Regions from separate parts of the Homo sapiens genome. Here regions 1 and 3 are each linked to region 2. The links are chromatin contacts, found by Hi-C or POLR2A ChIA-PET in ENCODE. All regions are on one chromosome and are shown on one strand. Each heading gives the region's core, a stretch centred on a gene start or an enhancer-like site at or near the end of the contact. The rest is flanking DNA. Distances are from core to core; before and after follow the strand shown.

What was found. A loop is a pair of places that touch in the nucleus more often than their neighbours do. ChIA-PET counts read pairs that join two places held with the same protein, here RNA polymerase II (POLR2A). Pooled maps may share reads with other maps.
Region 1: a loop to region 2 is called in a pooled map, with 3 times the contacts of the local background. The contact joins two enhancer-like sites. A Hi-C loop is called at or near these places in 2 of 50 pooled maps. POLR2A ChIA-PET finds 5 or more read pairs at or near these places in 2 of 52 experiments (GM12878 and activated T-cell).
Region 3: a loop to region 2 is called in a map with no recorded cell type, with 8 times the contacts of the local background. The contact joins the promoter of LIME1 here to the enhancer-like site in region 2. A Hi-C loop is called at or near these places in 2 of 37 single-sample maps with no recorded cell type and 2 of 50 pooled maps.

What each region holds. Positions count from the first base shown.
Region 1 is chr20:63,638,126-63,640,625 of GRCh38, forward strand. STMN3 (stathmin 3) reads right to left here. Exons shown (of 5, transcript NM_015894.4): 5 at 1,587-2,500. Among named protein-coding and RNA genes, the nearest start is that of MHENCR, 12 kb to the left of the region's middle. RefSeq lists an enhancer at 512-1,272 and a silencer at 1,316-1,405. Within about 2 kb of position 1,251, at least 17 of the 41 ENCODE cell types and tissues checked have a DNase peak (open chromatin) inside an H3K27ac peak, as active enhancers do.
Region 2 is chr20:62,335,248-62,338,021 of GRCh38, forward strand. It overlaps LAMA5 (laminin subunit alpha 5), which reads right to left. Exons shown (of 80, transcript NM_005560.6): 14 at 2,769-2,774; 15 at 2,557-2,691; 16 at 2,343-2,480; 17 at 1,487-1,539; 18 at 1,093-1,198; 19 at 1-22. Among named protein-coding and RNA genes, the nearest start is that of MIR4758, 4.1 kb to the left of the region's middle. Within about 2 kb of position 1,289, at least 2 of the 41 ENCODE cell types and tissues checked have a DNase peak (open chromatin) inside an H3K27ac peak, as active enhancers do.
Region 3 is chr20:63,735,358-63,738,057 of GRCh38, forward strand. LIME1 (Lck interacting transmembrane adaptor 1) reads left to right here and starts at 1,307. Exons shown (of 6, transcript NM_017806.4): 1 at 1,307-1,355; 2 at 2,176-2,290; 3 at 2,464-2,545; 4 at 2,616-2,700. The coding sequence starts at 2,193. ZGPAT (zinc finger CCCH-type and G-patch domain containing) reads left to right here. Exons shown (of 7, transcript NM_181485.3): 6 at 1-207; 7 at 424-785. The coding sequence ends at 562. RefSeq lists enhancers at 733-912, 1,492-2,408, 2,608-2,700 and silencers at 2,343-2,562, 2,633-2,700.

The DNA of each region.
Region 1 (2,500 bases), core at 1-2,500, 1.3 Mb after region 2:
GCCTCCCAAGTAGCTGGGACTACAGGCACACACCACCACGCCCAGCTAATTTTTTGTGTTTTTAGCAGAGATGGGGTTTCACCATGTTAGCCAGGATGGTCTCGATCTCCTGACCTCGTGATCCGCCCGCCTCGGCCTCCCAAAGTGCTGGGATTACAGGCGTGAGCCACTGCGCCCAGCCTGCAAACTCTTTCAATGTCTTTCTTTTCTCTCTCCTGCCATCTTCTCCCTTGCAGATTTCTTTTGTCTCTAGGTCTTCCCCAGCTGAGTCCGAGGTCCTGACTTGCCCACGCTCCCTGGACTGGAGGAGAGGTGATAGCAAGAGCTCCTTCAAGCCCAGGAATGCCACCAGGGCTGCCCTGGGAGAGGAGGAAGCTGGGTCTCTCGGGGTTGTGGGGACCAGACACCCTTCTAAGACATGGACTCAGCACAGAAAGTCTAGACATCCACTACAAACACATCTCCCTCCTAACAGGGGGCCCCTGGGCACCCCAAGTGGCTGTTTGGTGGGACAGGCATGTCCATCAGTCAGAATATCTTTATTTTTTATTTTTTATTTTTTATTTTTGAGAGAGTTTCACTGGAGTGCAATGGCACGACCTCAGCTCCCTACAACCTCCGCCTCCCAGGTTCAAGCGATTCTCCTGCCTCAGCCTGCCACGTAGCTGGGATTACAGGTGTGAGCCACCACACCCAGCTAATTTTTTTTTTTTTTTTTTGAGATGGAGTCTCGAGGCTCTGTCGCCCAGGCTGGAGTGCAGAGGCGCGATCTCAGCTCACTGAAAGCTCCGCCTCCTGGGTTCACGCCATTCTCCTGCCTCAGCCTCCCGAGTAGCTGGGATTACAGGCATGAGCCACCGCGCCCGGCCAATTTTGTATTTTTAGTAGAGACAGGGTTTCACCATGTTGGTCAGGCTGGTCTTGAACTCCTGACCTCAGGTGATCCACCTCCCTCGGCCTCCCAAAGTGCTGGGATTACAGGCCTGAGCCACCACGCCCAGCCCAGAACGTCTTCTTACTTTTTATTACTCTGTCCCCCATCCTGGGTCCAGACCTGTGACCGTGAACAACCGGCTGCCCAGGGGTGAATGGGGTGAGTGGGGTGAGTCCACAGAACAGTGGGGTGCAGCCCCAGGGGTCTCGTAGCACCTGCCCCCATGTCAGGAAGTCCCACAGCCTAGAGGCTCCAGCCTCAGATGCATACATATGTAGGCCCTGCCCTTTCCTCCTGAGCGGCGGGCCACAGAGTCCTGAACAACAGGAAGCCCCTGAGGAGGGCTCCGCCCTGAGGGAGGGCAGGGGAGCCCCCGCCAGCCCCACCCACAGCAGCGGGCCCTGCCACCCCCCACCCTGACACCTCACCCCTTGGATTCCAGAGAGGAAAGTGGGCTTGTGTGTAGTTTACATGCTCATATCTTAAAATCACTGTTGTCAATAGAACAATTCATAATCATGATGATAAAATAAGATTTATAACCAGCTTCAGTCTGGAGATACACACAGAGCAGATCTTCACTCCCAGACAGGGAGCCCGCAGCTGCCCCCGACCCCACAGGTGCAGGACACACACAGACAGTTCAACCATGTCTTAAACACACAGGTGTTTATTTAATTGTTCATTTGATTGAATTTTTAAGTTCACTTTACTACGTGGATGAGATGGGTGCATATTACAGTAGGCTTTCGCTATGAGCGCTGCCACCATGAGGAATATCCCAGCCCTCAGTTCTGCTTCCCTTTCTGAGTCCCACAAAAGCCAGATGTGGACAGCCTTGGGTTCCCATCCCAGCTGGCTGCTCCTTCTGGGGCTGTCTTGGTGGGGAGAGGGAGATGGGGCAGTGGGTCCCTGCTGACCCCTGAGCCCTGCAGGGGTCAGGATCCTCCCGTGGTCCCTGGGTGTGACTCTGGAAGACACTGGCAGTGCCCGGCCAAGGCCTCCCGCAGGATGGAAGTTGAGGGCCCTGGCTCTGGGTCCTAAGAGAACTCAGCCGCCCCCTTCACACTTTACAGCAAGGGGCCAGGCAGCAGCTTTGGGATGGGGCTTCCGTGGAGAAGTGGGGGATGCTGCAGTGGTACAAAGACAGCCTCCCCCACCGCCATCCTCCAGCTGACCGTCCTCCAAGGCCAGCACTGGGCGTCCAAGGGAAAGAAGGAACTCAGCCCAGAGGGTGTGGGCAGGAGAGGCCTGGAGTCAGGCCTCCACCCACAGCCCCCTCTGGGTGCCAAGTGGGAAGGGTGTTGGGGCTGGCTTGGGAACCTTACCCGCTGCCCTTCCAACACCTGGATCTGTGGGCAGCGGTCCCACAAAATCCCCCTTGGGGCTCCCTGAGGAGGACTTGTGGCTGCCGCTTCCACCAGGGCAGAGGGCACAGGAGGGGCCAGCACTCCAAAGGGCTCTAGGGTGGGTCTTTCAAGGACATCTGCAAAGCCCTGGTGGGGAGGGGCCTGGGCCAGAGGCTCTTTGGAACTCTTGCACTTCTGAGTGGGGGACTGTCCATGC
Region 2 (2,774 bases), core at 39-2,538:
CCCCTGAGGTCGCAGCTGCAGCCTGGGGAGAGCAGGGCAGGACTCAGATGCTTGGTGGGGCAGGAGAGCCTGGCTCCAGCCCCCCGAGGAACCCCCACACCCTAACACCCCCTCCAGGGCACACTCACAGGCTCCAGCACCCCCAGGAGCCCCTGCACCCTGACACTCCCTCTAGGATACACTTGCAGGTACAGTTCCCCAAGGAACCCCTATACCCCAACACTCCCTCCAGAGCACACTATAGGCTCCAGCCCCCCAAGGAAATCCCATACCCCAATACTCCCTCTAGAGCACACTCAGACTCCAGCCCCCCCCCAGGAACCCCTGTACCCCAACACTCCCTCCAGGACACCCTCATGGGTACAATCCCCTGAGGAACTCCACACCCCAACATTCCCTCCAGGGCACACTCACGGGTGCAGCCCCTCCGAGGAACCCCCACACACTAACACCCCCTCCAGAGCACACTCACAGGCTCCAGCACCCCGAGGAAACCCCGTACCCCAACACTCTCTCCAGGGCACACTCATGGACTCCAGTCCCACGCAGGAACCCCCTGCACCCCAACATTCCCTCCAGGACACCCTCATGGACTCCAGTACCCCCCCAGGAACCCCTGCACCCCAACATTCCCTCCAGGACACACTCATGGGTGCAATCCCGAGGAACCCCACACCCCAACACTCCCTCCAGGACACACTCATGGGTGCCATCCCCTGAGGAACCCCACACCCCAACACTCCCTCCAGGGCACACTCACAGGTGCAGCCCCTCCGAGGAACCCCTATACCCCAATACTCCCTTTAGGGCACACTCACAGGCTCTAGCCCCCCAAGGAACCCTCATACCCCCAATACTCCCTCAGGGCACACTCGCAGCCCCCCTGAGGAACCCCGCACCCCAACATTCCCTTCAGGGCACACTCATGGGTACAATCCCCGAGGAACCCCATATCCCACCACTCCCTCCAGGGCACACTCACTGGCTCCAGCCCCTCCAGGAACCCTGCACCCCAACACTCCCTCCAGGATATACTTGTGGGCACAGTTCCCCAAGGAACCCCTGTACCCCAATACTCCAGGGCACACTCACGGGTACAGCCCTCGGGGTTGCTGGGGCTCAGTCCCCAGAACCCAGGTTTGCAGCGGTCACAGCTCGGCCCCTCCACGTGAGCCCGGCACATACAGGGAACCTGTGCCTGGGAGAGGACAAGACTGCAGGTCAGAGCGGGCGCCCTGCTCTCCCACCCACAAACCATAGAGCCATAGAGCCCTGACAAGGGGTGGTGAGGGCTGAGGGCCCTCACCTGTGACTCACAGGAGTCACCTGCAGTGGGGGCAGAGGACCAGCCTAAGGAGCAGACAGGCCCTGGGGTTGCCATGGCAACTGAGCAGCAGGCAGGAAGCCCTGGTCTCACCGGACTCGGGACTTTTAGCTTGGCCTGGGTCCTCACCCATCTCCCACACACGAGCAGACTTGGGCTCACCTCAGGAAGGGCAGGATCCACTGGGGCCAGACCGGCAGGGTGGCAAGAGCCAGCTGTGAAGAGAGGACCATGCCTCGGTCATTTCCCAGTGACCAACCCGGAAGGCCAAGGGTGTCCCAGGCCCAGCCAGAACCCACGGTCCCACAGGAGCTGAGGACCAGCACAGGTGCCTCTCATCCACATGGACGGCCTGAAAACACGCACCTCCCTGCTCCCTCCGCAGCAACGGACGTGCCATCCCACCACACAGCACCTGCTCATGGACATGCACGCAAACGTGCACCGCGTGGGGTACCCGTGTACATTCCACACGCAGTGTGTGACACACGTCTGAACAAGCACACAAACGCACGTGAAGATGCACCCACTACACGTGCACTAACACACCCACACGCCCGTGAAAGGACATGAACACGCACACCCACACTTGAGACACGCGATACGCGCACCCACTTATGCGATACGCGCACCCACTTATGCGACACGCGCCCACATGCGACACGCAACACATGCACCCACGTGACACACAAACCCACTTACGTGACACAGGCACCCACACTTAGGTGACACACACACCCACACAAGCAACACATGACACCCGTACACACACAGAACGCAACACATGCACCCATACGAGACACGACAGGCGCGGATGCACAGCACGCAGACACGGGCAGTACGCGGACACCCCTGCACGGCATGTGAACAAGGTGCGAACACAGAGCGTGGGGACGCAGTCGCAGTACACACAGCAAGATGCACGTGAACAGCCTCACAGGAAGGCAGGCAGCGTGTGAACAGCACAGACCCACACACAGGCCCGGCACCTGGTGCACACAGCCACCTGCCTGCTCACCTTCGCAGTAGGGGAAGTTGTAGGCACCGGGCACACATGTGTCACACCGCAGCCCCGTCACACGGGGCCGGCAGCTGCACTGCCCACTCCGGGGGTCACAGGCTGCGTGCAGGGAGCCTTCAGCAGAGCAGTGGCAGGCTGCAGACAAGGATAGCTGTGGGCACGCAGTGGAGACTGCACCTGCCTCCCCACCACTTCCTCCCTAGGCACTCACGGACACAGCTGGGGAAGCCGTGAAAGCCGGGGCTGCATTCCTGGCAGGCAGTGCCTGTGTAGCCGGGGCGGCAGCGGCACAAACCTCCCGCCCCACAGAGCTGGTCCAGGGCTCCCCGAGGGTCGCAGGTGCATGCTGCAGAGGGACAATGGGGTCAGGCCCTGGCGCCATGTGGGTGGCAGAACCCCTTCCTGCCCTGACCCTCTGCTCACCTTGGC
Region 3 (2,700 bases), core at 57-2,556, 1.4 Mb after region 2:
CCTCAATGAAAAGCTGCAAGGTCAGGCTCCTGGGGCCCTAGAAGCCGGGGCGGCCCCAGCGGGGAGGAGGAGCAAGGACATGTACCATGCCAGCAAGAGTGCCAAGCGGGCCCTGAGCCTGCGGCTCTTCCAGACTGAGGAGAAGATCGAGCGAACCCAGCGGGACATCAGGAGCATCCAGGAGGCTCTCGCCCGCAACGCTGGCCGGTACGTGTGGGGCCCAGCTCAGGGCAAAGGGCGACCCAGGGTGGCCCTGCCCCCGGGATACATGCTGGAGGTCACCTGACCCAAGCATAGCGGGCTGAGTCCAGGAGGGGTCTGCATGTTGGAGGACGGGCAGCGGGCACACAGGCAGTGGGTACGGCAGACTGGGGTTGGTGGCATGGCCCAGGACCCCACGCTGACTAGTGAGCCCCTCCGCAGGCATAGCGTGGCGTCAGCCCAGCTGCAGGAGAAGCTGGCAGGAGCCCAGCGCCAGCTGGGGCAGCTCCGGGCTCAGGAAGCCGGCCTGCAGCAGGAGCAGAGGAAGGCAGACACCCACAAGAAGATGACTGAGTTCTAGAGACCCCACAAGCACTATGGACGAAGCGTGGGACCCCAGCACGGGCTGCCCTCAGGAAGACCAGTGTTGCCCGAGGAGGGGCCGGCCTGCTGGCCTGGGGCGTGCAGACACTGCTGAGTGGAGACAGAGCTGCGGGGTCCCATCTGGACACTTACTTGCCCACCTGCCAGTGTCTTGGGCATTTCCTTGGCAAGGACATTAAAGTGATTTCATCACAGTGTCATTCAGTGGAGATCAGCTGGCTGCAGGGTCTCTGGGGAGAGAAGGGTCTGTGCAGGGCTGTGGTGAGAGACGGGCTGGGCTGGAGGGGCCTAGGAGGCCGGCATTCTCCCTTCTTACCCTTCTCTGACCAAGGCAGATCGGAGGCCAGGGTGCCCGCCAGGCTGCCTGACACCCACAGATGGGTGGAGCTCAGTGCTGCTCCAGCGGGCGAGACGGGCGGGAGAGGACTGTGGCCCACCACGTGGGGCACTCTTGGTGAGGCAGGCGGACCTGGCCCTGTGGGTTTGGGGGTTCTGTGCCAGCTCTGCTCACGTCTTCGTGTGTGGAGGGGTTGTGAGTTAGGCTGTCAGAACAGTGCGGGCTAGAGGCGCACACGTTTCATCTAGGCTTCGGGCGGGGCGCAGCAGGTGGGTGAGGCTGCGGTGGTGGCTGCTGCCCAGGGTGGGAGGCTCAGGGGAGGCGCTTGGCGACAGGAGCAGGAAGTGATGAGGTGGGGAGCTCAGCCGAGGGCTGCACAAAGACCTTCCTGGCCTGCCCCAGACAGAGCTGAGGACCCCTGGCCGTGGGCTTGGTAAGTGCCCTCCTGGGGGGCAGCTGGGGTCTGGGAGGCCTTGGGATGTGGCTGCAGCTGGGTCAGTCAGCCAGGCTGAAGCCCACTCCCTGGGTCTGAGCAGACTGGCCCCAAACTCCAGAGACCACCCCTCACCCCCCAGCTTCTGTCTCTGCTGCTGGACTGTGCTGTTTGTAAGGCATCCCCCACCCCGAGAAGTTCTGCTAAGATCCCCAAGAAGGGGACAGATCCTCTCTGGCAGAGACACTGGCAGACAAGAAGAGCCAGAGAGAAGTGGGGTGGGGGCATCAGCACCCCCAGCAGCTGCTGCTGCCTGCTGACCCAGCCTCCAGCTCCTCCGGGTGCAGGGTCCCTCCTGCTGACCAGCCTCCAGCTCTTCCCAGTTCTGGGCTCCGCAGCGAGCGGCTTGGGGGCACTACCTGACACAGGAGACCATGTCTGGGCAGAGGGTGGCTGCAGGTGGAGTCTGTGGCCTGTGGCGCACACCCAGGGGCTCCCCCGATGCTGGTTACTATCTGGGCTATGGTGGCCACAGCTGTCTTGCCCCTCCTCACGGCCGTGCTGGGTGTTACCGTGGTCACCCGCAGGGACACGGAGGGGCCAGGCAGAGCAGCCCTAGTTCACCTCACCGGGAGCCCCCGCCAGAAGGTGGGCACCTCTGGGAGGGAGGGACTGCCAGGCCTTGGGGCTTCCTGTGCTGAGTCAGAGCTGGAACGGGAGACGCAGGAGCCCCGCAGCCGCGGGAGGTGCAGATTTGGGGCTGCCAGGTGGCGCCAGGTCCCCTTGGCCAGCCCCCAGCGCCCCTTTCTTCTGTCCCCAGGGCCTCGGCTTCACAGGATGGGGCTGCCAGTGTCCTGGGCCCCTCCTGCCCTCTGGGTTCTAGGGTGCTGCGCCCTGCTCCTCTCGCTGTGGGCGCTGTGCACAGCCTGCCGCAGGTAGGTCCCTCAGCCGCGTTCTGTCTGGGGCCTCGCTGCGGCTGCCATTCACAGCCCAGCGCGGGAAGGGGCTGGAGGCAGGTCCGCGCACCCAGCTCGGCACGCGCGCCTGCACCGGGCCTTGGACCCGAGGCTGACGACCCCGCCCCCCGCCCCCCACCTCTACCCCCAAGGCCCGAGGACGCTGTAGCCCCCAGGAAGAGGGCGCGGAGGCAGCGGGCGAGGCTGCAGGGCAGTGCGACGGCGGCGGAAGCGGTGAGTGCCAGGCTGTCCCGGGGACCAGGGTGGGGTCCGCAGGGCACCGACCAGCCTTCCTCGCCCCCAGTCCCTACTGAGGCGGACCCACCTCTGCTCCCTCAGCAAGTCGGACACCAGACTGCACGAGCTGCACCGGGGCCCGCGCAGCAGCA